Regions from separate parts of the Homo sapiens genome. Here region 2 is linked to region 1. Evidence: chromatin loops called from intact Hi-C (ENCODE). Cell type or tissue: heart right ventricle. All regions are shown on one strand. Links, peaks and the distances in the headings refer to the core of each region. The heading gives the core; the rest is flanking DNA.

Region 1 (16,318 bases), core at 8,931-11,430:
CACTACCACCCCTATTATGTTTCTTGCTGTTCTACAAACACAGTTGTATTTTGGGAGAAATCGCATTCCCCATATGCATATTCCCCTACAGTAAACTCTGGTTAATCACATGGAAAGTAAGTATGGCAGAGGTGTTGTGAATAGATAGAATTCTTGGTCTCTTTAGAGGGTATCATGTGGTCATTAAGACCTTGGAATCTAGCAAGAAGCATATCTGGGGTATGATGCTGATTCTTCTACTTACTATCAGTTACCTTTGGCAATTAAATTTTGTCTATAAAATGACAAAAACAATAGCCACCTCCCAACATTATTTCAGAGATTACATGGTATAATGTTTGAAAAATCCCTAAAAATCATTCTGTACTTATAAATAGTGAATAAACATTAGCCATTGTCATTACCTTTATTAAAATAATATATTCTACCATGTTCAAATCATATACTTGCAGAGTGTGTGTGCCCAGGAAAAGAACTTTGGTTTTTTACCACTTTTCAAATCTCAGGCTTTAAAGACTAGTTTACACCCAGTTCTTCTAGGAAACCTATTTTGGCTACTCCAGCAGCCACTGACTTCTCTACCTCTTAAAAGTACGACATACATTATATTGAGTTTTCTTTGTACATTATCTGGCTTTTCTACTTAATGAATTTTTTAATGTCTCTCTTTGTATTTGATATTTTGCAGTTTCACCACAACGTGCCTAGGTTTGAATTTTTTATCTCACTCAATATTCAAAGCATTCCTTTGATAGAGAGAATCAAGAGTTTTTTTCATATCTGAAGAAAACCAGAGTTTTATATCTTCTAAAATTTTTGTATATTCTCCTTTTGATATTCCCAGTTGACAGAAGGCAACACTGCTTATCTCTTGTCTGTTTTTCTTTAACACTTTCCAGTTCTGCATTTTCCAACTCCTTATGCGCTTGCACTACACACACTTTACAAACTCTCTATTTTCCTGTGGGGAATCTTCTGTCTTACCTACTGTGGCAGTTTATATTTTCCAAAGACAGCCTTTTGGGAAGCTCAGTCTCGGGAAACCCCCTCTTGAAAGCCCTATGCCATGTCACAGGATGTAGCACCTGCCCTTGAAAGTTCTGGAAGATAAGACACCATGTGCCATGGAGAGAGACAGAGAAGTCAAACAGCCCCAGTGAACCAGACATGTCAGTCCAGGGCTGTGATGGGAGTGGATCCTCCTGCTCCCGTCTCCAAAGTGAATCAGAGATAAATATTGTCCACCATGAATTTTTTTGAAATTTCCAACTCTCAAAAGTGTGAACAAAATAAAATGACTATTTTGATATATTAATTTTGAAGGAGTAGACTTTTACTTAGCAGTTGTTATAAATGCAATAGCCCCTCCTTCTTTTATCACTTTATCCACTTTAGTGCTATTTTAGGGCTTCTTTCAATGTTATCTATGATTTCCAATTCTTGTTTGACTGATGATTCTCTTTCAGGTTAATCTTCTTTTTCTGTAATTTTTTGGTTGGAGCTCATTTTTAATGGAAGATGAATTTTGTGTAAGGCCATTGAATAAGTTCCTTCTCACATTGCTATAAGGAAATACCCAAGACTGGGTAATTTATAAAGAAAAGAGGTTTAATTGACTCACAGTTCTGTATGGCTGGGGAGGCCTCTGGAAACTTACAATCATGGCAGAAGGTACCTCCTCCTAGGGCAGCAGGAAAGAGAATGAGTACCAGTAGGAGAAATGCCAGATATTTACCAAACCACCAAATCTCTTGAGAACTCACTCAGTATCATGAGAACAGCATGAGGGAAACTGCCCCCATGATCCAATTACCTCCCACCTGGTCCCTCCCATAACACGTGGGGATTATGGGGATTACAATTCAGGATGAGATTTGGGAGGCGACACAGCCAAACCATATCAACCATTCTCATGTCCTTCTCACATTTCAAAATACAATGATCCCTTCTCGATAGTCCTCCCAAAGTCTTAACTCATTCCAGCATTAACTCAAAATGTCCAAGTCCCAAATCCAAAGTCTTATCTGGAAATGACTTTCTTCCACTTATGAGTATGTAAAATTTTTTTAAAAAGTTATTTACTGCCAATATACAATGGGGTATAGGTATTGTGTAAATATTCCCATTACAAAAGGGAGAAATTGGGCCAGGCATGGTGGCTCACACTTGTAATCCCAGCACTTTGGGAGGTGGGAGGATCACTTGAGGTCAGGAGTTTGAGACCAGCCTGGCCAACATGGTGAAACCTCATCTCTACTGAAAAATGAAAAAAAAAAAAAAAAAAATTAGCTGGGTGTGGTGGTGGGCGCCTGTAATCCCAGCTACTCAGGAAGCTGAGGCAGGAGAATTGCTTGAACCCAGGAGGCAGACGTTGCAGTGAGCCAAGATGGAGCCACTGTACTCCAGCCTGAATGAAAGAGTGAAACTCCATCTCAAAAAAAAAAAAATTAAATTAAATTAAATTAAAATTTTAAAAAGGAAGAAATTGGCCAAAAGGGGTCTATGGGCTTCATGCAAGTTCAAAACCCAGCAAGACAGTCAGTAAACTTAAAGTTCCAAAATAATCTCCTTTGACTTCATGTCCACATACTGGGCACACTAGTGGGCTCCCAAGGCCTTGGGTAGCTCTATCCCTCTGACTTTGCAAGTTTTAGTGCGTGAAGCTGCTCTCACAAGTTGTTGAGTGTCTGTGGCTTTTCCAGGCACAGGGAACAAGCTGTATAATCTACCATTATAGGGTCTGGAAAATGGTGGCCCCCTTCCCACAGCTCTATGAGGCTGTACCCCAGTGGGGACTATGCATGGAGGTTCCAACCCCACATTTCCCCTTGGCACTGCCTGAGTAGAGGTTCAACGTCATGACTCCACCCCTGTAGCAAGCTTCCGCATGGGCACTCAGGCTTTCTCACACATCCTCTGAAATCTAGGCAGGGGCTGCTAGCGTTTTTCACTCTTGCACTCTGTGCACCTAAGGCTTAACACCACATAGAAGCTGCCAAGGCTTATATAAGGCTTGCACCCTCTGAAGCAGCAGCCCAAGCTGTATCCGGGGCCCTTTGAGCTGAGGCTGGAGCCAAAGTGGCTGGGATGTGGGGAGCAGCTTCCAGAGGCTGCACAGGGTAGTAGGGACCTGGGCCTGGCCAATAAAACCATTCTTTCCTCCTAGGCCTCTGGGCCTATGGTGGAAGGGGCTGCCATGAAGGTCTCTAAAATGCCTTTGAGGCCTTCCTCCCATTTTCTTGGCTATCAGCATTGGGCTCCCTTTGAGTTATGCAAATTTCTCTAGCAAGTGGTTGCTCCACAGCCTGCTTGAATTTCTCTCCTATAAAAGTTTTTCCTTTCTCTGCCACATTGTAAGGCTGCAAATTCTCTAAACGTTTGCACTCTACTTCCCTTTTAAATATAAGTTTGAACCTTAGGTCATTTCTTTACTCCCACATGATTTCCTCTTATCTCCTTCTTTCTCTCATCTCTGAACTAAATTAACACTCTTTAGTTCTAGCTTCCACAGAGCCCCAGGGCATGAACAGAATGCAGCCAACCTCTTTGCTAAGGCACAACATGGGTGACCTTTGCTGTAGTTCCCAAAAAGTTCCTCATTTCTATCTGAAACCTTGTCAGCCTGGACTGCACTGTTTATATCACTATCAGCATTATAGTCACAACAATTTAACCAGTCTCTAAGAAGTTCCAAACTTTCCCTCATCTTCTAGTCTTCTGAGCCCTCCAAACTCTTTCAACTTCTACCCATTACCAAGTTCCAAAGCTGTTTCCACATTTTCAGGTATCTTTATATTAACGCCTTACTCCTCAGTACCAATTTTCTGTGTCAGGCCATTCTTGCATTTCTATAAAGAAATATCTGAAACTGGGTAATTTATATGAAAAGAAGTTTAATTGGCTCATGGTTCTGCAGGCTGCACAGGAAGCATAGCAGCATCTGCTTCTGAGAAAGCCTCAGGAAGCTTTCACTCATGCTGGAAAGTGAAACAGGAGCAGAAATTTCACATGGTGAAAGCAGGAGCAGGAGAGTGGGAGTGCCACACTTTTAAAGAGCCAGATCTCATGAGAAGTCACTCACTATTGTAAGGAGAGAACCAAGGTGGATGGTGCTAAACCATTCATGAGAAATCCACCACCATGTTCAAATCACCTCCCTCCGGGCCCCACTTCCAATATTGGGGATTATATATGAACATGAGGTTTGACCAACATATACAAACTATATAAGATATGTTTATTTGGTCATGTGCAGTGGCTCACGCTTGTAATCCCAGCACTTTAGGAAGCCGAGGTGGGTGGATCACGAGGTCAGGATTTCAAGACCAGCCTGGCCAACACAGTGAAACCCCATCTCTACTAAAAATAAAAAGAAAAAATTAGCTGGGCATGGTGGCGGGCACCTGTAATCTCAGCTACTTGGGAGGCTGAGGCAGGAGAATCGCTTGAACCCAGGAGGCAGAGGTTGCAGTGAGCCGAGATCGTGCCACTGCACTCCAGCCTGGGTGACAGAGCTAGACTCCATCTAAAAAAAAGAGATACATTTATTTGTTTGTTAATTTGTTTATGGGGAGGCAAATATGTCTCTTCTAGGGTCTGTTTTCCCCATTTCAGAGCCATGAAGTTTCACTGGTCTTTTCACTTATTTTATGTTAATTTTATGCACAGCAACTCACACCTAGAGTTTTGTAGTTCTGGAAGTTGGCTTTTCCATCCATTCATCCAAGAATTTTTTTGGTGGCAGCCATCCCAACCACTTTCCAGTGTCAGTATGTAGTTCCTCTTGTCTTCTTATCTATGGAGCAGGACAGCACTTTGACGCACCCACCATTAGGCAAGGATCTTATTTTAAGCTCCCTCCCTTGTGCACAACCAAGGATTTTCTGTCATGTACTTCTTGAATAATAACTTCGCAGCCAGCAGCTCTAGGAGCTTTACCTAGATACAAAATCCTTATGATGGCCATGGTGCAGCTCCCACTTGGTGTGCAGCTTCCCTTTTCATTTCTGCCCCATTAGGACTTTCTTTCATTCAAGGTTGACAACAAGGTTTTCAACATCATCTTTTTGAGAAACTTCTTCTGCCTAGAATGATATGGCTTGGCTCTGTGTCATACCCAAATATCATCACAAATTGTAATCCCACATGTCAAGGGAGGCACTTGGTGGGAGGTGATTGGATTTAGGGGTTGGTTTCCCCCATGCTGTTCTCATGATAGTCAGTGAGTTCTCATGAGATCTGATAGTTTAAATGTGTGGTACTCCCCCTCTCTCTTTCTCTCTCTCTCTCCTATGGACATGTAAGATGTACCTTGCTTCCCCTTCACCTTCTGCCATGATTATAAGTGTCCTGGGGTCTCCCCAGCCATAAAGAACTGTGAGTCAATTAAACCTCTTTTGTTTGTCAGTTACTCAGTCTCAGGTAGTTTTTTATAGCAGGGTGAAAATGGACTAATATAGAAAATTGGTACCAGCAGAGTAGGCCACGGCTATAAGATAACCTAAAAATGTGGAAGTGACTTTGGAACTGGGCAATGGGCAGAGGTTGAAATCATTTGCAGGGTTCAGAAAAATATAGGAAGATGTGGGAAAGTTTGGAACTTCCTAGAGACTTGTTGAATGATTTTGACCAAAATGCTAATAGTGATATGGACAATGAACTCCAGGCTGAGATAGTATCAGATGGAGATGAGGAACTTCTTGGGAACTGGAGCAAAGGTCACTCTTGCCATGCTTTAGCAAAGAAACTGAAGGCATTTTGCCCCTGCCTAGAGATCTGTGGAACTTTGTACTTGAGAGTTATGATTTAGGGTATCTGGCAGAAGAGCTTTCTAAGCAGCAAAGCATTCAATAGATGACCTGGCTCTTTCTAAAAGTGTACAGCCATATTCATTCACAAAGAGATAATCTGAAATTGGAACTTATGTTTAAAAGGGAAGCATAATAAAAAAGTTTGGAAAATTTGCAGCCTGACCATGCAGTAGTAAAGAAAATCCCATTTTCTGAAGAGAAATTCAAACTATCAGCTGCAGAAATTTGCATAAGTAATGAGGAGATGTATGTTGATAGCCAAGATAATGGGGAAAATGTCTCCAGGGCATTTCTGGCATCTTCATGGCAACCCCTCCAATCACAGGCCCAGAGACCTAGAAGGGAAAAATGGTTTCATGAGCTAGGCCCAGGGCCCTGCTGCTCTGTGCAGCCTTGGAATATGGTGCCCTGTTTCCTAGCTGCTCCAGCTCCAGCCACGGGTAAAAGCGGCCAAGGTACAGCTTGGGCCATTGCTTCAGAGGGTACAAGCCCCAAGCACTCATGGCTTCCATGTGATGTTGAGCCTGTACACAGAACACAAGAGTTGGGCTTTGGAAGTCTCAGCCTGTATTTCAGAGGATGTATGAAAATGCCTGGATGTCTAGGCAGAAGTCTGTTGCAGGAGTGGAGCCCTCATGGAGAACCTTAATGCAAAGGGGGAATGTGGGGTTGGAGCCCCCACAAAAAGTCTCCACTGGGGCACTGCCTAGTGGAGCTGTGAGAAGAGGGCCACCATCCTCCAGACCCCAGAATGGGTAAAACCACTGACACCTTGGACCTTGTGCCTGGAAAAGCCTCAGGCACTCAATGCCAGCCCCCAAAAGACGTTGCAGGAGCTGTACTCTGCAGAGCCACAGCAGTGATGTTGCCTAAGGCCATTCAAACCCATCTCTTGCCCTGGTTGTGAAACATGGAGTCAAAAGATGTTACTTTAGAGCTTTAAGATTAAATGACTACCCTGTCAGGTTTGGGGCTTGCATGAAGCCTTGTGGCCCCTTTGTTTCAGCCAATTTCTCCCATTTGGAATGGAAGTATTTACCTAACGCCTGTACCCACATTTAATCTTGGAAGTAACTAATTTGCTTTTTGTTTCACAGGTTTATAGGCAGAAGGGACTTGCCTTGTCTCAGATAAGACTTTGGACTTGACCTTTTGAGTTAATGCTAGAATGAGTTGAGACTTTGGGAGACTGCTGGGAAAGCATGATTAGTTTTGAAATGTGAAAAAAAAATGAGATTTGGGAGGGGCCAGGGACAGAATTATAGAGTTTGGCTCTGTGTCCCCACCCAAATCTCATCTCAAATTGTAATCTCCATGTGTCAAGGGAGGGACCTGGTGGGAGGTGATTGGATCATGGGGCCAGTTTCCCCCATGCTGTTCTCATGTAGTGAGTGAGTTCTCAGTAGAGCTGATGGTTTAGAAGTGTGACACTTCCCCCCACCGCTCACCAGCATGTAAGATATGCCTTGCTTACCCTTTGCTTTCTGCCATGATTATAAGTATCCTGAGGCCTCCCCGGCCATGTGGAATTGTGAGTCATTAAACCTCTTTAGTTTATAAATTACCCAGTCTTAGATAGTTCTTCATAGCAGTGTGAAAACAAACTAATACATAGGATGAACAAATCTAGGATGACTGTCACTTCACCCTAACAATTAGAAAATTATGGTTAAACAACAAAAACAAAACTTTGGTGCAATTCATCACCAGGATCTCCCTCTCTTTTCCTCAGTCCATATACATAAGCTCTTCTCTCACAGAAAAAAACTCTGGTTCCCAAATATTTACACAGTTATTCATTTGCTTAATTCTACTGTACACATCAAGTCATTTTAGAATTAGAACTTTCATGACACGAACAACAAAAATTCCCTAAATAAAGTCCACATTTTCTGTTTGTTTCTTTTTATCTTTAGTTTGTATTCCATTGAAGGTATATATGACTGAAGACACAGGCCGTTCAAAACTTACTTGGATTTGTTCTGTATTTATTTTTTGAGATGTTATTATCAATGTGATATTTAGTTCCTTAGAGTTTTTTCACATGTAAAGAAATAATTTGTCATAGACTGTGTAAGTCAATGACATAAATTGTAATCTCCAAGGTAACTATTAAAAGAATACTAAAATCATGTTTAATTGACATAATTGTAGGGAAAATGACAAAAATATGTTTGATTAATACAAAGAAGGCAAGAAATTAGAAAAATGATTTTTAAAAAATTAAATAGAAAGCAAATAGAAGAATAAAATGTATATATTGATAATTACATTAATTATAAATTGACTAAATAAGCCATAACGTTAAAAATATGATGACAAAAAAGTTATAAGCACAATTATCTAATCATTACAAAATGTGTAATGAAATTTATGCTTAATTACTGATTATTAGGATAGCTCTAATGTTAGCTCTTATACCTACTATAATTTTAAAGTAATCATCAGTTAATGACAATTTGAGTATCTGCAACAAGTACAAAATATTATAAAAATAGAGATAATTTCTATTGGTGAGAAAGTCGCAAGGACTTCTTTTTTTTTGGTTGTGTGATCTGTGCGAATCAAGTACTTCTTATGATGGTTGTCTGCTTACATTCATAAAGGAAAGAACCACTAAATTTAAGTTAGTGATTGTGAAGACAACATTTTAAGTATCTTCTATTCATTATATTGTAGATCAATGAGATTCTTTTCATGTCTTCTCTGTGTACTATGAAGAATTTCTGTTTTAGAGAAATAGAAGAGTTTGATATGGTTTGTTCACTGGATGTGAGTGACTGTGTAGGTACACCTGCCATGCATAGTGGATATCAAGCTTAGGAGAAAAGAGAGGTAAGATCTGCAGGGTCTCATGCCAATAAGGGGGATTTTAGATTTTAACCAATATATGACAGAAAACCATCAAGGATATTGGATGGGGTAATGTCATGATGGATGCTTTTATTCTTAGAATGTGCATTGAAAGTCAGGTAAGTGTTCACAATAGCCCCAAGAATGCTCAGTAATAGGATTTAAGGCATTTTGGGCGGTACAACTTCAAGGCATTTACTGCATCCCTACCAGCCATATCACTTTTAAAAGAAATAGACACCATTAATATTTCATTCTCTTTAGAATTCTTATAAATATAGTTCTACTGAAAAATATGGCTTTTGGATCATCATTATGCAAAAAATTGTTGGTAAATCTTTCTGAAAAAAATCCTCACTGAAAGGTGTCTATTACCTTCCACTTTCAGGTTAGAGTAATATTTTAGTCAAAAAGAGTCAACAAAAAGTATTTTCAGAGAAGAATGTTGGCCCTGCCATCTGATATCCCCTTTGCTCCCACCTGGTGAATATCTTTACTTTATTTATTTATTTTTTTGAGATGGAGTCTCGTTCTGTTGCCCAGGCTGGAGTGCAGTGGCACAATCTCGGCTCACTGCAACCTCTGCCTCCAGGGTTCAAGCGATTTTCCTGCCACAGTCTCCCAAGTAGCTGGAATTACAGGTGTGCGCCACCACACACAGCTAATTTTTGAGAATGAGATGAGGTTTCACCATGTTGGCCAGGCTGGTCTCAAACTCCTGACCTCAAGTGATCCTTCTGCCTCCCAAAGTGCTGGGATTACAGGCTTGAGCCACCACACCCGGCCTAACTGGCAAATGTCTTCAATGTATCCTCTGTTTTCACAGATGGGTGTAAATTCTACCTTAATTCAGCTGATTCTTAAAAGTTTGTTTCTTCCCCGACAAATACATGTAATATCATTACAGATACCTGTAAGGGAATAATATCGAGTCTTCTGTCATTCTGTATCTTGTAAAAGTTTGGCTGAGACAAATATTAATATGACATGCAAAATTTTAAAAGATGTGAGCTTCATTAGATTTCAAATCATGGAAACAATGCGGAAAAATATTGTGTGTGTGTTTTTGCCATCTCCGTGAGTTCTGACATCTAATGCTGATTGTATTACCCAGTTTGATCCAAACTGTTTACATTTGCTGATGTAACTAATCATGTTTTCCAATGTTATTCAACATTACTTAGATTTTATGTTTATGAGCACACTAAAAACTTGTATTGAACTTTTGTCTTTTACGGTAATTAACAGAGTCTGGTTATGGTGTGATTTCCTAAAACCCCTGCCCTACGTTGTAACAGAGTAAGGAGAAAATGAGAAAAGATAACACTTCACAGTCTCTTGTTGATATCCTACATAAGGTATACCTTAAAGCAAACATCCAAATATTATCATCCAAATATAAACTGATTATCAATATAAAGTTATAAACAAAATAAATTATAAACAATTTTAAAAATAAAGATACTTGTTTATGTCTACCAAGAGCAAATTCAAATAAAAAACCCTTGAATTAATGCCAAATTGACTTTAATTTCATTATTACATTACTAGTTTATAGTACAATATACCATATTTTTCATATGTTGAAGCTTCGAAAGAATCTAAGGTCAAATCAAAGATCATGTTTAATCAAAACAAGAGGAAAAGGAAGTAAAATGTCTTTACAAAATGTTAAGATTCTCATATTCTATAATAATAATCAGGCTCTTCACCTTAAAAAACTATCAGGGTAGTTCAATTCGAATATCTCTATCAGTATTTTCTACTAAGCTGCCTTTAAGTACTGAAATTAGAAAACCATTAATAACATCAGACTTTTCTTTGCCCAGTAGAGGGCAGTGCTACATATGGAAACCAACTTATTACTTGGTTCTTTGAGAGTTTGTGAATGAATGACCCCATTAACTCCTGTACCTAATGTAAGTTGATTTTTGTTCCTTAAAATAGACAATCAAATTCAACGGAACTAAGTGGCAATAGAAATATGGAGAAGTAAAATGTCCGCACAGCCAAGCAATAACTACAGAGCTGTGGCCGCATTGATAACACTAATATTGTTTAATATGAGTTATACAAGTGTTTTCAAGTAATGAGTCAAATAGCAATGTACATGAGAGTCAGAGACTAGATAATTCTTCAGGATTAATATTCAAAAGTAATATTAGAAAAACATATAAATTACCTTTAATTGTCTTCTTGCTTACTAGAATTAAGGTAGGTAACGTCCCTAAAGAGTAATGCTCTGAAAAATAACCTAATTTAAGATGATGTAAATTCCATTCCTTGAAGCTTTTACTCTGGTTGAATCTCCACGGTGATTGATTCATTCTTTTAATTAAAAATCCCAAATTCATGAGCCAGTTTTAGTTCACTGTGCTATATCTTATGATAATATCAATATCCTAGCACCAAAAATTGAAGTAATCTCTTTTCAGAGATACTGAAACAATAGCAAAAATGGGTTTTTTTTCCCCAACATCTGAGCACTTTACTTTAAAAAAGCAGGCACTGTAATATGTGTAATATGTAATTTTTTGAGGAAGACAACATCTACTCTTTTCTACCATAGATAGCTTCATTTGTTTCTACTCTATAAACTTATCAAACCAGCTCCTAAAAATTACTATGGTAATTTGTCAATTACATCAGTTTGACCCATATCCTCTTAGATAGAAAGTTTACCTTCAAATATTTCCCCAATATTTCTTAATTTTAATTATTCCTTTAAACCTATTTGATTTTTTATTTGTAAGCATAAATTTAATTAATTATTTGAAAAATACTTCGTTCTGGATGTGTAGTCTTTAGATCCCCTTTTTCGGATTTATAGGTTTAGGAAGAAGTTATATCTTCTTTATTTTGTGAGGTGCTTAGAAATAAATATTTGATGATGATGATAAAGTTTCCATAGGATTTCTTCTCTACTCCATTATCTAAATATTCACTAAGAGGAATGTCTAAAAGAATTAAATAAGTATGAACATGAGTTAAACATTTCCAGTTATTTCATGTTGCAACACCTAAGTCAACATTGCCATATGCCGACTCTCCTATTAAAGCTCTCTTCAGGGAGAAGAACTTGGTAATCCGATAGAAAATTACCATTCAAAAGAATTACTTTTTAAAAAGATACTGTCTCCACTATAAATTATTTTATATGTCATTCTTTGACTTGAAAAATATGTACCCAAATTTTTCTATGATAACAAATGTCTCGATATAAATTATTAGATGAAAAAAGCAAAGCTAATCTGAATGAGAGAAAACTATATTATAACACACAGTGAAATGCTCTTAGTTTAGTCTAGTTTAATTTGTAACACCACTGTAATTTTAGATTCCGCTACTTACTCACCTGGGTTAACTTGGTGATCATAGTTAATTGGAGGTAATATTATCTTCCTTCGAAGGCTGAGGCAAGCATTATAGGGGAATGTATATGACACACCTGTCATAAGGACCAGGATGTGTTTGTTGACTAGTAAATACTTACGACTCTTATTAGCTCTGCAAATCACTTTTTATTTGATGTTGGGCAAATAATTAACTTCTTTGAATCTCTTCTTCACCACTCAAATTGGAATTATAATACCCACTTGTTTTTACCAAAGAGTGATGTTAATTTGAGATGAGATAATAATAAACGTAAAAGTGTGAAAGCACTTTGCAAGTGACAGAGGGCCGCATAAATATTAGGATATATAATTAATTGGGAATATACACAGAAATTAAAACTGGCGTAAGAAAAACTCTATTGCATACTTTGTCATCTGGGGACATTGTTTAGAAAGATCATTTTGAAAGAAAAGTTTACAGTAGGTTGTAGAGAGCAGATCATTACTTATAACACCATTGTAATTTTTATTTACTTTGTGAAAATCATGGTTACATTTTTCAGAGTTTTGCCTGAATACTGATGGATTGATTTAGTGGGTCAGAACTAATAATGTTGACTATATTTGTAAAGTACAAGACTCCCAAGATACATTTTTCTTTTTGAGATAAATTTTATTTCTAAATAGGTGAGTTTCAAATTTTCATGCAGAAGGAAAATTTTACTAACAATTTACTGATGAGAAACCCTGGCCAATATGACAGAGATTTATATTCAGAATCACAGTATATGTTGTAGCTCCTACCTGGGAGTTCTGTAAGGAACAGAGGTCATGGATGGCATAACTGTTGTCTCTGAAGGAAGCAATGCATCTTGCATCCCTCTGAAGAGTCATCCCACAATGAGTATTATTGAGAGCCAAGTCCTCTCTGACTCAGGAAGAGAAAAAGAAAAAGTGCTCCTCAGAGAAAGTGCTCCTCAGAAGCCCTTTCTAGGAAGAAAAGTGTTCTTTTCATTGCCTCTTCCCCCAGACAACCACATCTCCTCCTGTGTCCTCAGAGTGCCCGTTCAAAACGGCCTTCCACAGCTGATGAGGAAGAACTACTTCTATGCTTAAACATTATTAGTAGCTCTAGGGATATTAGCCATACCTAATTCATATGTCCATCAGTTCATGTATCTACTTGTTTATGCTAGAATTTCCAATCTCCTAAACACACACACACATTGAGCACACTAACTATATCCAGATAGATAGATAGATAGAAGATAGATAGACAGATATGATATATGATAAATAGATAGATGGGTGATTGATTGAGATGATAGATAGATATGATATATGATAAATAGATGATTGATTGAGATGATAGATAGATAGATAGATAGATAGATAGATAGATAGATAGATAGATATAGATAGATGATAGATAGATAGATAAAAATATTTGAAATTTGTGGAATTGCAAGGCCAAAGGCTCTACCATTGGTAACTCATTACTCTAATGGTCTATATTCGTAAGAACTTGGATAGCTAAGAGTAAAATAACATTACAAATATATTTACTAATGGTCCATATTAGGATATGTCCTTTCAATATGTTTCTTTCCAACACAACTAATGGGATATGAGAGAGACAATGTCTATTTTGATGAGAAAATGCCTCAACAAGGGTATTTTTAGAGATCTGTATAAAGTGTCTTCTCAACAGACAGATGGGTGGATGTCAGATCCCACGGTAACCTCAGCTACATAGTAAATTACTCAGAGCATCATATTTTTAATACACACATAACTTATTGGTTTTTTCTTTTATATATAAATACATTTTTTTCAATTCTTAAAACACACCATGTTATTAAATATTTCCTGCCACAGTTCCTTTTCACATCCTGCTGCTCAACCTAAAATGGAACCCCCCCCCACAGCTAGGTCAGGCTCTTTCAGATGGCTGGCATAGAACTGAGACTCTTCCCTTAGAAGGACCTATCAGTAAACACCTATCATATGCCTACTTTATCAGTTGTTGTCTTTCCCACTAGACTGGAAGCCACATAAAAGGCAGGGATGGTGCCTATTTTCTCATCATTCTGTCTAGAATCTCTTGTACAGTGGCAAGCTCAGAATAAGTGCTCAGTAAATTTTGCCGGGTAAATAAAATTGGGAGGTGTACACATTTTAAGCATCATGGAAAATATTCACTTGTGTAAGAGTTTCAGGTTATTGTGTCTCATTTAAAAAACGAAAGGTATTATGGACTGTTTTATTGCTAAAACAGTAGAAAGAGGTAGATAAACCGCAACATAATGAAGTATTGGAAAGCATACAGTGGATTGTATGTGTAACAGCGTCAAATGCCATGGAAATCTAGAAGAGAATGGTGACTTAGGGAGAAAAAATGATGTGGCAAACAGAAGGTAACTTCCATGGAAAATTTTCAAAAGATAACAGAAGGTAGCTAGAAAGCAGATCCTTGGAGAGTGGAAAATAATTTGGTAGCATTAAATGACCCATTCATACTGTAGGAGGTGGAAGCAGAGGGTGATTCTAAAAGGGGGATGATGAAACAATGCTCATAGAAGAGCCTCACTGCTGTGGATCATGAGCATTTTCTCATCCAGCTAAGTGTACATGCTTACTTCATTTGTTAATGAATTTAACTGGTTGAAAATGATATCATGCTAATAAGCATGATAACTGGATAAGAACAAAAAAGTCATCGAATGCAATCCATAGAAAGTTAGAGAATCTGGCTCCTACTTCTCACAATAAGAAACTCAGAACCACAAGCTGAGTGTTTTGTTCCAGGTGCCCAGGTGCATTAGGATGGGGGTGGGACTGGAACAAAGGTCACTTTTATGTCACCAGATTTTACACCAACCATTACAAAGACTGATTAGCATTTGGAATACCTTTTTTTCAGCATTTTTTAAAGGACCAAGAAATAAAATCCTCTAGTTCTAAAAATCTGGTTTCTACTAATTAAATCATAATTACTTAAAACCACATAATTCTATTTAACCTTGATGATATGCCTTTATTCTTCAGAATAAGAAAGAATGTCTCTATGGTTATACTTAACATTTTTTATTTGGTAGGTATCCAAGTACAGCTCTTTGCAAGTTATATATAAGCTAAAAATAATGCCTGGGTATTTGTTTCAGAACAGAAGGAATTCTAGACTAATGTGATAAATGGCATTTCCCCAACTGCAACCATACTATTCCATTTTGGTTATACAGTCAGCTCCAAGACTAGATAGAGTCTTAAATGTCTATCTTCATGCACTTTAAGTTTGTGACATTCAAAATTTCATGGAAGGGAATACAGTTACCACCGTGTGCTTTAATTGATAGGTAAAATGGTAAATTCAAATCCAAGTCATTCATTTTATTTATTTGAGCAATATTTGAATGGCGAAACCCAGATACAAAGTATGGAAATAGAGCTATGAGGGAAATCAAAATATATAAAGACACCATCCTAATGTCTAAGTCTTCTTATAGTCCAGTGAGGAAGAATATTGTGGTATACAGTTTTTCCTTATTTTAAATTCATGTAATACACTCTTGAAACCCACATTGACATTGTTGCTATGACAAACAGGAGTAGAAAATCATTATTACTTGGATAGCTAAGAATAAAATAATATTACAAGTATGTTTACTAATGGTCTGAATTAAATTATTTCCTTTCAATATGTTTCTTTCCAATGCAATCATGTCTTCAACTAGAACCAGAGGAATAATTTCTAAATGGTGGAGCTTGAGTCTAAAGAAAATCAAATAAGACAAATAAAAATATTTCAAAATTCTTCTCTGTAAATATTGGTTTTAAAAATTATTTTTTCAAACATTTATTTTCCACAACTTCAAATAAGTCTTTCCAGCCAGCCCAGGACTATTTAATCCTGCAAAACAACCGTAGGCTTCATGGTACCCTGAAATACACCACACTATGTGTCAAAGCTACAGCCAAGAACTGTTTACTGATTTTCATCAATTCCATGGGACAATGGGAACTTTAGAAATAGTGGAAAGGGGTATTGAGTAGTCACTGGCAATGATGAAGCACTCTGTGATCATTCGGTGATTGTGACAGGGACTTTGTCCAAAATTTAGCATATTTTACTTTTGGTTAGAGATAGGTTGGCAAGAACTCAACTCTGAACCAGCAGCCTTATGCATTCTCATTAATTTTAATTGAATGAATTGAATGTCCAGTCTAGACATAATTTTCAAACCCAATTAATAAGATACTTAAGGTGTTGGCAAAAGTCTCTGCAAGGCTTTTAGCTATAATTTTAAGAATTTTAAAGAT
Region 2 (16,318 bases), core at 6,555-9,054, 760 kb after region 1:
ACTTTGCAAGGCCTATTGAGGACACTTGTTCCCACCCACGCATTAACCTGCATAAGTTTATCTATGGAGAGAATTTGAATCATCTCCTCCAGCTTCCTACCAACTCTATACCCGTAATTATGTTAGTAACATTGGTGAAACACCCTAGGAAGACCAAGTACCAGTTAAGTCCCAGATTTACTGTTTTTCTTGCAACAGAAAGATTTTTAGAATGTTCATTAATGACAAAGAAATATTTAATATATTTTTAGAACTTTCTTGTAGATCGGTAGTTCTAGACCTGCCTCACTCTTTTTCCTTGGAAAACAGTTCTTTGTTCCAACAACAACAATAACAACAATAAACCTTTGCTTAGATTAAAAACATTGTTTTCATTAGCGGTTAGCAAGCAAAAATAAACTATAATATCTTATGCACGGAGAAGATAATTAATTGTTAGACTTGATTGTTTTATAATCTATTTCCAATAGATTAAATCTTGCTCCAGGAAAATTTTTAAGTGTTTTGTGTTTTGGTGTTGCCTTTTTAAAAAAAAAAAAAACGAAAGCAAAATCAACTTTCTGTGAAAATTGTTTTATTTGTTTTATTTTCTAATTACTCTCCCAAATGTGTTTTCAATGTGATATTGAACATTTTTTTTCTATCTTGGGCTTGTCTCACATTTTTGCTGAGACAGGTTGTTTACCATTCTGTGTTCATGTGAAATGAGGATTTAATAAGATGGTCCTTTCATATGAAAAAGTTATTAGTTATTGCTGAAATAGGCATATGGCCAAAGATATTTCATCAGCACCCAAAGCAGTCATAGAAACCTCTATGCATTCTTAAGCCCAAAGTCTTTAAGAAATGAGGCTTTGATGAACACATGTCATGAAAAGTAAGATTTTCATAAAGTTGTAAAATATTACTTCTAGGATGAGTACAACTGTCAGGGATTACGCCAATAGAAAGTACCTTGGCTCAGCCCCTAGTTAGAATGAGAACAAGTGATGAATGTTGGCGGCGTGGACTGTTGTTTAAGGTTTTCAGTTCAGCGTGTTCTGAAGAGAAGTCTTTATGAGAGCAGGAGACAAGGAGAGCATGAAGCAGGAGCAGTCGAAATAAAACATGGGAAAAATGAAAAGCGAAGGCATAAATACCCGTCCCCTCCCTGGCCGCCCCAGGAAATCTATATATTCATTCAAATTGTGTTTTTCCAGTGCTAAACTTTAAAATCTTAATATCTCAAAGAGCAAAACATCTTTTTAGGAAAACTTACTGTGTATCAGGATGGCGCACAACTTTTTTCTTCTAGTGGAAAATATACACAGAGGGAGCTAACCTACGCTGCTTCATGTCAACCTAGAAACAAATGTGAATTTCCCAAGTGCAATAAACATGAGGTTGCCCAATAATACCATTTATCTGGGCGATAAGTGTCAGTTATGCAAAATGCAGTTGCTGTTGCAAGGAGACGGGAACAGCTCATCTCCCTGCAATGCTTATTAAGTACAATGTCTCCCGCTGCAGAGCTGCACACGGTCCCATGATATGGAAGGAATTAAGTGAAAAGAAATTTCAGTGACCGAAAAGCCCAATTTTCCTTCAAGCTTATGGCACTTAATAAAATAAATGCAAAGTTATTTTTAATGAAGGCATCTGAGTTTCCTTGACTGAAGAGAGGGACTGCTCTTCAGCGAGACACTTCTCCCTATAACCAAGGGGACGGTTTTGCATCTGGCTCACTGAAGGCAGCGTGACTCATACACTTAGCCAGTTACACACCTGATGTGCGTATTCCCCATGTGTCCACTTGAGACTCAGGGTGTGTTGAGGTTGAGAACCAGATCACTCTCTGATTTGACAGGTACATATAATAATAATTATAACAATTATTTTTCATGCAGCTCAAATACTTGGGTCAGCAAATGTTCTGTGAAGGGCCAGATGGCAAATATTCTAGGCTTCGTGGGCCAAGAGGCAAAATTGAAAATATTATATGTAGATAATTATATAACAGGAGAGAAAACACATTTTCACAAAACTATTATTAATGAAATTCAAAAACAATTCATAATATCAATATTAATAATGTTTTGTAATACAGGTCTGCCAGTAAGAATGGGATTATTTTTTGTGAGAATGCCTAGCTGGTCTTCAAAGTTAGTGTTCCCTGTCATCAGACAGATTATAAATGTGCAACTGTAGAAACCTTTTAGCTTACAGGTTGTACAATAAAAGGAGGTGGTCCAGATTTGTCCCATGGGCCAGATTTTGACCCCTACTCTAATATATCATTAATTTTATATACTCGTGGATAAAATTCTAATGTCTTTCTCTGAATTATAAAAGTAGATACTTTGCCCTAATATATTTTAGTAAAGTCGCCCTTTGCCCCTTGAGTCTAAGTAGTGCAAATGAGAATTTGATGATGATATTTTTATGGCATAGTTGTACTGCAGTTCAGGAGTCCATGACCTGATTGGATTAGCACAATTTTGTTTTCCACCTGGGGACCACCTACGATGGAGTTGTAAAATCAGTTCAGAGCGTTTTCACCAGTATTTAGGGGATTGAATAGGATGGAATAAATTATAATAACCATAGTAAGGAAAAATTGGGTTTTGTTTGGCATTTTAGGAAAGAGTCAGACTTGTGAGTGTGGCATGGGTGGATCTAAGGTTTTTATTGTGGGTCTTGATTCAAAATACATGTCAAACACTGATTTAGAAACATTTATCTTTCCTAAAATAATATATTCAAAAAAAATTTCCTAGACTCTGACACAGGAAGAATGTTGTCAAATGCCTCTAGCTGTTTAAGACTAATGAATATATCATAATTGATGGATATAAAATAATCTGAGTGGCTATAGAGTGGTGTGTTTCACAGTAGATGGTGAGCGATCAGATGAAGAAAGGACAGAATTCTATCACAAAAATAATCTCACGTTGCTATAATTGTTTTCTGAATTAATCCACAAATTTTGGTGTAAAAATTATCTAAACTCTCTGTTTATTTGTCAGGAATTGGTATTTTAAGAAATAATGGACTGTATTTTTTTAGAAACATGGAAATTATACTTGTAAAAGGAAATATTTTTATAACATTTTATAAAACATTTTTATATTTTTATTTGTATTATTCCCAAAACAGCTTATCTATATTTATATTATACTTCATTTATATTTTCATTTGTACAATTCCCAAAACAGTTTGGGAATTGTAGCTTAAGATGCACAATTTGTATCCTACCCAGTAAAAGTTGTTTTCTCCTTATGTTAAGTGAGATGAAGCATATCTTAGAATGAAACCTTCCCCCACACCCGCTCCCAGACATCCCCATTTCAACCTCCCACTCATTTCTCATTCAGCCAGTCCTTGGTGAGGACCCACTTGGTAATTGGAGCCAAATTTGCAGATGATATGAGATATTTAAAGGTACAACATAATCCTTTGCAGCGTATCATCTAAGCCCATCATTCCCTCTTTATCTGAATATGAAGTATGTCATAATGGCAGTGGGACCCATTCTGACAATTGAGATTACTGTCCAGGTGGCAGGGGGCGATATTCTCAACATTGCTATCATCCTCATCACATGCACACATCTTTGAAAAGCGGACCATATATTTGGAGGAAGGGAAGAAAGGAAATACCCAATAAACCAGGAATTTAAATAAAATTAAAATCATGAAAGAAAGCTCTTTTTTCCCTTGGTTTAGTTTTAGCTTTTAAAGCTAAGTGTTACCCAAATTGCCAAACTGTTAATATTGTATATGCAATACTTTATGTGATATGAGTATGCATGATTATCTAGTTCTCATACATTAATTTATAAATGCACATATGTTTGATAGTCATTTTTTAACTACAGGTTGTGATCCATTAGTGGGTGGTAAAATACGTTTATTGGTCATGAACAGTGTTTGTAGAATAATAATGTAATGGAATAGAACAGAACAGACTAGAAAAGAATAGGACCTATTCAAATGCATCTACCTTTGCGAGGATAACTTGTTCTTCACTTAATTATGCATATACATAGGTGTGTGTTGGGTGTATGTGAATTGACTTGACATGTAATTATTTTATATTGTGGCTCATTATTTAAACATTTTTTAAAATAGAACTAAAGTCATAGTGACATTAATGATTAACATGTTCCTTTTATTTTCCTAGTTTGTATTTTATTGCCAAATGCTAAAGGATGCTAATTAGTATGTTTCTTCATACAATCTAATTTCAATAAATACTTTCATGTTTGGTTCCACGTGGCATTCACATGAACTAACTATTATTTGGTTAGCTTTTTCTATCTGCTGGTTATTGAAGGTTTTTTATCTGCTATTTTAAGCTTTCTTGCAATAATAAGGCTAAAGATTGGGTTGCAGTAATCCAATAATGCCAACCAAAGGAAGTATTAAGAGACATAGCCTAGAAGTATAATGCTGAACACTGATTTAGGGAGAAAAGAGCTTGATCCTTTCTAATGCTGCTTCTCATGGTACCATGTGTTGAAGCAGGGATCCTGTATTTTTTATGAGCATTTCATAATCTATTGTCTCCCTGTTGAATAAAAATTAATTCAGACAGAAATCTGACACTGCAAAAGCATGAAAATTCCCACAGGCTAAATATTACAGTGAATGGATTTTTTTTTTTTTTTTACCACATTGTTTTCCTTTGAATGTATCCTAATAGGCTTATAGAAACACAATCATGTTCCTGACAAGTTACATAGTTGTTATGTGTGGTATTTCACCAATACTTATTAGCCAATGTATATTAATTACATATAAATGCATTGCTTAATGTGTCTGTCTCTGGTTATATAAACTATATAACTATATAACTATACATATATTATATATGTGTGTGTGTGTTACGTGTTAGAACTTAAGAAATAATGTAAAGGGAAAAATCCTAACATGCTCACACATTTTGTGAGTGAAATAAAAATAAAAACAGCCCCACTTTGGGGAAGTTCTTCTACAAGGAACTAATTCTAGTAAATTTCAGTATTCATGGGAAGTGGACTCAACATTGAGGATTTAGACACAAATTTAACTGAAGTTTGCCACAAAGTTTTGTTTCCCATTTGAAGTTAAGAATTGGTGAAATACAATGTTTGTGAATGTTGTTTTATACATGTGTAAATTTTTGAAAAATAATTGTCATGTGATTAATATTTCCAGGGTTGACATAATCCTGCAATTCAAGGCTCCGTGTTTTTTTCGTTTTCAATCACTAGCATAATTTTTCTAGAGAAGCATCTAACTTTCTGACCAGGTCTGCCTTTTGGTTTATGTTATATTGAAGTAAATACAGATGATGTCCTGCATATTCTGAGGGGGGAGGGATTTTACTCCTGTAAAAATCATTCTGCAGGGGTCCAAAGTACAAGTCTGGAGAGGAACTCTGGCAGCAGTTTCAAAGAGAGGCACCTTTTTTGTGAATATTGACATTTATGCCAACCATCTATTGTGAACTTCCTATTCATGTGGTCTTTGTGGAGCCAGAAGCACTGATTTCTTTATATTAAACATAGCAATCTATGTCAGTTCATTCAACCCCATTACAGTACAATGAGTTAAATACGTGCTGTGGTCCAGTTGAATATTAGGTATGAATACAATGCAAATGTAGCCTGAAATCTAGATCCTTCTGAAGTGAAGAGACAGTGTGCTGTTTTTAAAGACTGTATCTATTTTGGTAAGATCAATAAATCAGAGGAAACTATTTTCTAGCATTTCTATTATAATAAACGAGAATAGATTTCAAAGAGAAGTTTTGCAGATCAAGGGCCCCAAAGTGTTATAAAGCTGTTTTCTTACATTTTTGAAGGCTAAGGAGCAAATAAAGATGAGTGATTCAGTATCACTAGCTTGGGGTAAGCGCTGTTCAAAGCGCACTGCCTCGCTTTCCCCCATTCATTCCTCTTCACTTCTATAAGCTGGCTGCTGTTATTTTTCCATTTTACAGCTGAGCAAACTAAATCCCGGGGAGCTAATGTAGCTTGCCCACAGTCTCACAGTCAGTAAGCAGAGAAGCTGGACTCAAGCCAAGGCAGGTAGCCTCCAGAGGCCATGCTCTTAGCTGTGTTGTTGTATTTCTAAAGGAAAAGTTTCGGTAAAAGGAACAGAGTGAGCATTTATGCATGGTTGAAATGAGGACAGTTCAGTTTTGTTAACTAACATTCCCTATCTCTTCAGACCGCTATGAGAATCCTACTGAAAACCTTTGCAACAGTGGCAGAGTTTAAAAGGGTCAGTGTGCACATTGCTCCCTGCAATGAACATCTTGTTTTAAAAGAAAAAAAATTACCCGTAATTTTGAAGACATAAGTACAAATTTAAGTAACTGTCTGCAGGCACATGAGCTCTAAATGGTTAGTGTTGTGGTAAAAAAATGCAGATTGTGATGGCATAAATGAGTCTTCATTACATCATTTTTTAATCCATTACACCATTATAGTGTGATAGTACTTTATATATATATTTGCTATGTTATTTTTATGTTATTTTTTCTTTTGTGTGTATCAGAGTCTTACTCCATCACCCAGGCTACCCAGGCTGGAGTGCAGTGGCATGATCTTGGCTCACTGCAACCTCCACCTCTCAGGTCAAGTTCAAGCAATTCTCGTGCCTCAGCCCCCAACACTGAGTAGCTGAGACTGCAGGTGCATGCCACCACGCCCAGCTAATTTTTTGTACTTTTTAGTAGAGATGAGGTTTCACCATGTTGTCTAGGCTGATCTTGAACTCTTGGCCTCAAGTGATCTGCCCACCTCAGCCTCCCAAAGTGCTGGGATTGCAGGCATGAGCTACCGTGCCTGGGCTGTTGCATTATTTTTAAATCGAATCTTTGGTGACTGAGAAGATACCTTACTGAAATTACTATTTAAACTCACTCAAAATAGGTTTTTAAAAATGTTTACATTTTTAAATATCCATGTGGAAAAGGAAATGTTTGACACATGTTCCGTGCCTCATGGCACCTACCTGGATTTTCCAGAAATGATGCTGGTGTCTAGCATCTCTAAAAACCCCTACTTCTTTCAAGGTCTCTTCAACCATTGGTAGAATCACACCTTCTACCATTGCCACTTTTGGATTTGAAACAGTTTTTTGGGACTTCGCAACAATCATTGGTTTGTTCCATCTGCCTCCTTTCTAGTTTTCTCATTAAAGTTTTTCTGGATGACAGCGATGATTTCCTACTCTTTTTCAAAGCCCATCTTCTTGTGCATCATACTATGACTTCACGTTCAACATCAGGAAATTCAGAGGAGGCAAAATGCCTCTCATTCTTCTCTCTAAGGGATCTAGTAAGAACATTAATGCCACTGGCAAAATCTTTTTTGCGAACTTTATTTGAATAGCCAGATGTTTGTGCAAAATATAATGAGCTACTAGAACTGAAGATTTTCCTTTATATCAGACAATTCTGGTTATTATCAGGACAGGTTTCTAACATTTGCAAAGTGTGTGCAGTCCTTTTAAATCACACGGTGGGCATTTGCCATTTCAGGGCTGGGCAAATAGATTGGTTCCCTCGTTGTTAACAGGCCCCCACACAAGGGAGTTGCAGAAAAGACAACCAGTTGCTTAGGTCTTTCAAGTTAATAAAAATATCTTAAAGGGCTCATTTATCTGTGTCCCAGTTAATGACTGGTGACATCTAGTGGTGGCTGGATTGCAGGCACTCAAATGGCTTTCCCCTGGAGAGGCAGATCCAAAATAAACTGTAGAAATGTTTTTCAAGCCTCTCAGATGAGACATTTACAGACTGATGAGGTCAAACCCCATCACCACGTAGCCCAATTGCCAAATCACCCATCACCAGCCATCAGCCATCACTGAGGATTAGCCGTTAGCTCCACGTGGGGAGAATCCATCAGGTCCCCTCCTGCAGAAGCATGCCCTTCCCAACAGTACTGTCTCATGGAAAGTCAGCTTCAGGTCGGGCACGGTGGCTCACGCCTGTAATTCCAGCACTTTGGGAGGCCGAGGTGGGTGGATTACCTGAGGTCAGAAGTTCGAGGCCAGACTGGCCAACATGGCGAAAACCCATCTCTACTAAAAATACAAAAATTAGCCGGGCGTGGTGGCGGGCGCCTGTAGTCCCAGCTACTCGGGAGGCTGAGGCAGGAGAATTGCTTGAACCCTGGAGATGGAGGTTGCAGTGAGCTGAGATCGCGCCATTGCACTCCAGCCTGGGCAACAGAGTTGGACTCCGTCTCAAAAAAGAAAGTCAGCTTTAGGTCGTCTCTTTGCATTTGTGGCAGTTCGAGAGTAGGAAGCATTTGTATCTCCCTGGAAGAGTTTCCACTTCTGAAGCCAACCCATAATGGCAGCTTCTTTATTAAAATATGTGCAGTGGAAATTATGCTAATTAAGCTGGAGTGTAATTATAGACTAGAAAGATTCTCTCTTGCAGTCTGAATTGAATTGTTGTAGATAAATGTGCATTAACTTAATAGTGTACAGCTAATTATGAAAGGTAAAGGGGAGGAAGAGATGTAATCAGTTCCACAATGTTTTAGAGATGCCGCTCTCCCAAGCGAACCCTCCCATGAAAGCCCAGGTAACCCTGTAATGAGAATTCTTCTAGCATTTGTGCCTGATTTTCAATACTGCAATTAAAATGGCCACTGGTGACTAATTAACCCATTTAACTCTATTTGTCTGTGGCACTTATTACAGCAGAGAGTTAAATGTGGTGACACTCTGCAGCTTTATGTCTTGTTCCAAGTATATTTGTGAAGTTAATTCCTTATTCTTTATTTATGCTTTTGTGTGTATTTATGATAATTATGGAAATGAGGCGAGAATCCATTGGCCCAGTGTGATTTTGCCATGCTCAACTAAAGCTGTATTCTGGGAAATAAATTATTTTTACTTAGAATTCAAACAAAGCCCAAGTGGTAGCAATACCTTTTGAGTCTGAGTTATTAATTTGAAGGATCTGAGAGGCATCAACATCATGCTGTAGTTAGGTGACGAAAAAGTTATTTTATTTTGTCAACTAAAGATCTCTAAATTCTGTTAGTAATGTGGATTTTTGTCTTTATGGATCAAAACTACCTGAACCAGTAAATGAAAGGTACTTTAAAAAATAGAAAGAGATGACCAGGCCTGGTGGCTCACACCTCTAATCCCAGCACTTTGGGAGGCTGAGGTGGGCAGATCACAAGGTCAGGAGTTCCAGACCAGCCTGGCTAACATGGTGAAACCCAGTCTCTACTAAAAATAAAAAAATTACCTGAGCATGGTGGTGCGATCCTGTAATCCCATCTACTCGGGAGGCTGAGGCAGGAGTATTGCTTGAACTGGGACCTGGGAGGCGGAGGTTGCAGTGAGCCAAGATTGCACCACTGCATTCCAGCCTGGGCTACAGAGCGAGACTCCATCTCAAAAAAAAAAAAAAAAAAAAAAAAATAGAGAATACATACAGTGATGCTGAGTGATTTGCAACTGATTTTGGACAACTTAATGCTATATGTCTTCTGAGCAGAACAGTTTAACACTCAGTCAAACGCTCCTAGAGTGTTTGGAGTACTTTTGTATTAAGGGAATAAAAGATTCAGCAAAACGCTACTGAGTAATACAGGAGTATGGTTTGGGGGCAAGTAAAAGGCCCGTCTGCAGTGTGGAGAGGAGCTTTGCAGAGGGTGGGACCATCCTGCAAAAGAAGGGCTTGTGTTGTGGGACATCACCCTCATGGTTTCTCCTGTGTGCCCCAGAAACTTGAAAGAAATCCCTTTAATTGTTTTTTCAGCTAGGAAAACCACCAGAAACTTTGAGATGTACATCAAGCTTTCACTGATTCCCTAAGATTTTTGTTTCCTCTGTTCTCTCATGTACATTATTTTTTCCAGTCCTATACACAGATTGTTTGAGACACTAATGTTCAATAACTCTGAATTTTAATTTCCTGAATCTTCTAACATATGTAACTTCTTTAGAACATTTATGGCAGTTTTTTTGATTTAATACAATTTAGCCTGTGTTTGTTTTGCTTCGAACTTGTTGATATCTTTCTTTTGCCAAGATAATATAGTTCTAAAATATATAATTTATGGCAGTTTTTTTGATTTAATAAAATTTAGCCTGTCTTTGTTTTGCTTTGAACTTGTTGATCTAGTTCTTTTGCCAAGATAATATAGGTATTGGAAAAGCTTGCTATTTATTTATTTATTTTTTAATGAGACGGGGTCTTACTCTGTCACCCAGGCTGGAGTGCAGTGGCACAATCTTGGCTCACTGCAACCTCCGCCTCCCAGGCTCAAGTGATCCTCCCATTTCAGCCTCCTGTGTAATTGGGACCACAGGCACACTCCATCATGCCTGGCTAATTTTTTGTATTTTTAGTACAGACAGGGTTTCCCCATGTTGCCTAGGCTGGTCTTGAACTCCTGAGCTCAGGCCAACCGCCTGCCTCGCCCTCCCAAAGTGCTGGTATTATAGGCATGAGCCACCACACCCAGCCAATGAATACACTTTTAACAAAAGTGCAGAATTGTTCTTGCCTCTAAGATAGTGTAGCCGAGTGATTACAACGGCGGCTTCTGGAGATGTGGTGTCAGTTGAAACTCCAGGGCTACCCTGTATTCACTGTGTGATTTTTCTACAAGATTGTAAACTTTCAACCTCACTTCCCTCACCTGTGAACCCAGTAAAACCATTATCTTCCTCAAACAGTTTCAGCAGTCATCAGCAAACTGTATCCCATGGGCCAAATTTGGCCCACTGTTTGTTTCTGAAAATAAAGTTTTATTGGAACATAGCCATGCCCACTGCCACAGCCTACCCTAATCCAATATGACCTCATAACTTACTTACATCTGCAAAGACCCTGTTTCCAAATAAAGTCACATTCACAGGTTCTGGATTCGCCAGTTCAGTATAGCTTTTTGAAGGACACAATTCAACCCATAATATCAAATGACTATCCTTTGGAAAATTGACAATTCTCCTTGTATTTTAAACTATATATTAGATAGACCAAATAATTGAAATAAGTATTTCAGTTAATTGGTCATTCTGATGGCCAGAACTAAGAATAAAGACTTATCAGAATGCTCTTAGCAAAACATGTTTTAAAAGAACATCTATGTTAGTTGATTCGAAGGTGAACGTGAGATTACAGATGACGTGCCACCAGAGGGAAGACGATTTCAAATGCATGGAAAGAAAGACCTTGTCCAGGGCAAAGGAGACCCTAATCCACTGCATCTGAGCTATTCACACCACACCTGGGACGCTGTGTCTAGTTATTGGCAGTTCCAGAAACAGACACATGCACAAACTGGAGTGTGTTTAGAGTAGAGGACAAAAGACTCAAAATCATCAGCTGAGGAATACTGGGTATTTGATGAAATTAACTGTAAAGAGTTTAGGGTGGGTGTAAGTGCAGAGATACACACAGTAACTGTAAAGGCATGAATTCAAGGCTCATACTGGAAAATACAAAGATATATTTTACAAGTGGTTCATGGTGCCACCACTGATAACATTATTCACGTTTATTCTCTCCCAGGCTTTTTAAATTCTCTTAATTTTCTTATTCATTCTTTTCCTCTGTCTTCACTCTTTCTCCACCTCACACACACACACTCACACACACACATACATGCACACACACATTTGTAATCATAGTTCCAATATGGATTTATATCTTTTTTTATTGACTATCATTTCATGAGCATTTTTGCATGTTATTAAGTATACTTTCAACACATCATTTTTACTGGCTTTAAATATTCTACTCTAGAGTTATGGTATTCTTTAATCATTTCCTTGGTTGCTCTATTTAAAATACACTTAAATTAAATACTGAGATGCATTTCATATTTGAAATACGAAATGGGCCATTATACAAAAGAGATTTTTAGTTATCTTGAAAGGTTTCAGAAGTCAGCAATAAAGTCAAGCAGGTTGAGATATCGATGCTGGGTCAATGGAAAAAGAAAATTTAGAATCAAGTCATCTTTGAATGGAGGTGGGCCAGCTAGAAGAGGTGTTCTCTTGTCATACACACAGATGATGGCTCTGCAATCCAAGGTCACATTTCAGGTGAAAGTTGCACTTATGTGGGCATCAAGTTTTCTTTCACCTCTGAAATGTTATGCTTTTGTGAGAGCCATCGGAAATTCGTTCTAGAGCATGTCAGGCTGTATGTAAATAAATTAAACGATTCTCGGCAGGAAAAGTCTTTTTTGAAGTTTCTAAAAGCCTATGTTGTTGAAAGGAGTTAGGGGGATCAGGGAAATCAGAAGTTCAGCCTGTGAATGGAAAATGTGTGGCAAAGAACACAATTTCAACAAATTTCGTTTCTTTCTTTCTTTCTTTTTTTTTTTTTTTTTTTTTTTTTTTGAGACAGAGTCTTACTCTGTCACCCAGGCTGGAGTGCAGTGGTGCGGTCTCGACTCACTGCAACCTCTGCCTCCTGGGTTCACGCCATTCTCCTGCTTCAGCCTCCCGAGTAGCTGGGACTACAGGTGCCCGCCACCACGCCCAGCTAATTTTTTGTATTTTTAGTAGAGACGGGGTTTCACCATGTTAGCCAGGATGGTCTTGATCTCCTGACCTCGTGATCCACCCGCCTCGGCCTCCCAAAGTGCTGGAATTACAGGCGTGAGCCACTGCGCCCGGCCAACACATTTAGTTTCAAAGATCAAATTGGCTTTTATTAATGATTCATGAACTGGGCAACATCCAGTCTAGAAAATAGTATGGAGCTCCACCAGGTATCTCAGAACAATTGTCTTCAGTAAGGCAGCTTTAGTAGGAACAAGGAGACAGCAGAGTGCAAAAAGCACATTGGTTACCTTCAGTATGGTGTGGGTTTAAGCAGAGGGGACTTCCCTATTATGTTGCTCAGGTTGACTGGGCCCTTTTGGTGGGTCAGTTACTGTGAAATCTCCTGGGTTTTGTTTTGAAAGGTTTGCTTGGAAATGTGGCCATCATTTCTCTCTTGGCTTCTGGGAAGGTCAGATCTTACACGTAAACAACTTACGTCTCGATTGGTAACGTGGAACTTTAGCATGAGTGACTCCACCTGGGGCCTCCTATCTTTTTTAACAGGTGCCTATGAAACTCTTGATCTCTATAATAGATAAATTATGAAATAAATAACTAAGGCGTAGATATGTTTTGACTCACCTTGATTTTATGATTAACTTAGACTTTCTACACGAGATACTTAACTTTAAATATTTATCTAACACCACTGGGCTGAGTAGTCATTGAGTTGTTTCACGGTGTATCACCCCATTATTTCAACTTCAAGTTGACTTTCAGGAAGGGAAAATTGTGGGCCCATTCACTCACAAATAAAAGCTGCAAAATCCATTATTTCTCATGCTCTCCCTTTCTTTCCTATTTACCAATACTAGTTGGTTATACTATAGTATTCTAACTTAGGTTAGAAAGACCAAGGTTTGCAGTGGTGGAAGATCCCCTATATCCATCTTGGGGTGGGTGAGACACGAGGATGTTTTGCCCTCGGGGCATCCCACCATCCAGAGCTAGAGAAACACATGACCCTTGGTTTGTTCAGCAGGATACTGAGAGGCTGCTTTAGTGTCTGAGATGGAGGCCAAATAAAAATGCTAAGTGACTCTGTCCTTTGGAGAGTTAACTGCCTTTTCAGCTGGTGGATTTTATAATTGGGTATTTGTCAGTCTCGATTGCAAAGCACCCGGGAGGACATTGGGTAGCTTGCCAGATCCTAAGCACAGTGTCAGTGTGCAACAAATAACAAATAAAGTATTCTCTCAGCGAGTTCTGGAGGAAGGAACTCCCAGAATATAAAGAGGCTCAAGCCCATGCCCCTTGTCTTGGGGCAAGACCAAGAGATCTGGCCTAGACCGATGAGAGGCTGGGACAAACGGCCAGCCCAATATCACTGTCACTAATGCTACCTGTGTCATTTGCCTCTGTGTGAAGAGCCATAATTTTAATTTTTTAGTTTTTGTTAGAGTAGAGGAAACCCCCACCAAGTCCTTTCTGGGCCAAGGTGAAGTATAAATTCACACAAGCATTCGCGTGACTGTGGCTGGGTATCATCTTGAAAATGTTAGCACCCTGCCTGGGATCAACCTGCATGCACCGAGCCAGACCCATCCCTCCAAGATGTGTGAGCCAATTCGACAGCTAAAACCTTGAGAGTCCTGCTCTCAGGCCCGTCATAATTACGGATATGTCAGAATTAATTTAATAACCTTTGTATGGATTCAGTCTTTACTCACCAACTCATCTATTATACTTCCCTATAATAGTAAATTTTATGTTACCCCCTTAATGATTGCCAATAAGATGGTTGTCCTTGTCACCTTGAATTTTTTTCAAATTGTTGATTGCTAAGGTTTGAATGTGTCCCTCAAAATTCCTGTGTTGGAAACTTAATCCCCAGTACTATCTTGTTGAGAGGTGGGACCTTTGAGTGGTGACTGGCTTATAGATTAATGTCATTATGTCAGGAGCAGGTATATTATTGTGAGAGTGGGTTCTCACTTGTGTGTGCTCTCTTGCCTTTTCCCCTTCGACTGTGGGATGAGGTAGCAAGAAGGCCCTCACAGATGAATTTTCTGTTATAGCCATATAAAACAGATTAGGACATTGATTGTCCTCTTTTTACATATATTACATGAAATTTTTAAATATTTTGATATTGTAAAAGATAATTTTACTGGTTTTTTTTCATTGGGTTTTCGTGTGAGACCTTGTGCTTTTAAGCCTTTTTTCTTAGTGTGTAAATAAAGCTCTTCGGAAGAAGCAACAAATTTAAAATATGTCGTTATTTTATACATTACAGTGGCAATTTGTAATTTAATAGCATCATATAGACAGGATCTTCCAAAGAGGTCTAAACACCAGGAAACAACATTCTGTCCATTTATCCTCTCAGCATGAGTCTTTGTCTATTTAAAATATATTTGCCTGCCTGCTATGTTTCTTCTCATTCCTATGGTCTGTTCTACTCCTCCTTCCTATCTCCATCACTTCACAGCAGCAAATATTAGATATGAACACATCATTCAAGGAAGGGCCATCTCGGATGTAATGAAACAGACTGATAGATTATTTCACTCACCATATGCAGAGCTGCATAGGAAAGTCATAAATGAGTTGGAAAAATTAAGTAGTAGTTGCAATATCTCCATTTTAGGACAATTTCTGAGTGGCTTAAAACGTGTTTATCCCTTTAAAAAATATTAGTGAAAAAGCACAGCAGATGAACAGCTCTCTGGGTCCACAGTCTTGATACAGTGAGCTAAATCCATTCCAGGCTGACTTTGAGGGTTGTTAACAACAAACTGATGGCCTCAACAAAGCGGTTCTTTTCAGATCTTTTATTCCTGTCTGAAGAGAAAGAATTCAGCAAAATCCAGGTGCTATTTGGACACATTGCATTATCTTCTTGACTCATTTGAAGAAGCTCTTTTTCAAATACAAACATGACTCGAGAACAACATAGCAAAAGCTCTTCCTATATGTCATTGCCATTTGCTGCATAACCAACCACCCCAACCCGTAGTGTCTAAAAGAACAGTGAATCTTCACCTCTCATGATTCTCTGTGTAGACTGGGCTTAGCTGGACAGTTCTGACTTGGGCAGTCTCATGAGCATGCAGTGAGATGTCAGTGGGCTGCATCATGTAATGGTCCCACAGGGCTGGATGTCCAGGATGGCACAATCTGGTGCAGGCAGGTGAAACTGCTGTCAACTGGGAGCTCAGCAGGGGCAATTGACCTAGCATCTTCTCTACATGGTGCCATCTTTTTTTTTGGCGTGGTGGCTGGGATCTAAAAGGGTATATCCCAGGAATAAACATCCCAAGAGACCCACATATACACACAGAGAGGGAGAAAGAGAGAGATTGATTTTAAAGAATTGGCTCATGCATTTGTGGGAGTTAGCAAGTCTGAAATCTGCAGGGCAGACCATCAGGCTGGAAACTCAGGCAGGAGTTACTACTGAAGTCTTGAGTTTTCGTTTTTCAACTGATGGTACAAGGCTCACCCATATTATTAAGGGTAACCTCCTAGACTTGAAGTCAACTGATTGTAGATGGTAATCCTAGCTACAAAATACCTTCAGGGCAACTTGTGGATTTGTGTTTGATTAAATCACGGGAACTGTAGCCTAGCCAAACAGAGCATGACCTACAAAAAGGATACACTGATTCATGTATTGGGGATAGATGAAGAATAGGAAGGAGACATAAGAATCTCCTAATTAGCTGATCTTTTCTGTGCAGAGGGAAATGAGAAGTAAGAAAGAAAAAAGATATGGAGAATGTACAGAATTTTTCTGTTGAAATGCACCT

The links. Peaks named below come from ENCODE experiments on the same cell type or tissue, not always from the same donor. Only the 100,000 strongest peaks of a DNase experiment are listed, where the experiment ranks them.
Region 2: it touches region 1 in a loop (6-fold over the local background); 26 of 110 quality-filtered maps call a loop at or near these places.

The regions. Positions count from the first base shown.
Region 1 is chr5:12,018,010-12,034,327 of GRCh38, reverse strand. No RefSeq gene overlaps it. Among named protein-coding and RNA genes, the nearest start is that of CTNND2, 120 kb to the right of the region's middle. In heart right ventricle, for the core only: a CTCF peak has its summit at 10,488 (motif pointing right); no DNase peak of the experiment used is centred there.
Region 2 is chr5:11,258,803-11,275,120 of GRCh38, reverse strand. All of the region lies in intron 9 of CTNND2 (catenin delta 2), which reads left to right. Among named protein-coding and RNA genes, the nearest start is that of CTD-2154B17.1, 480 kb to the right of the region's middle. In heart right ventricle, for the core only: a CTCF peak has its summit at 7,665 (motif pointing left); a DNase peak (open chromatin) is centred at 7,672.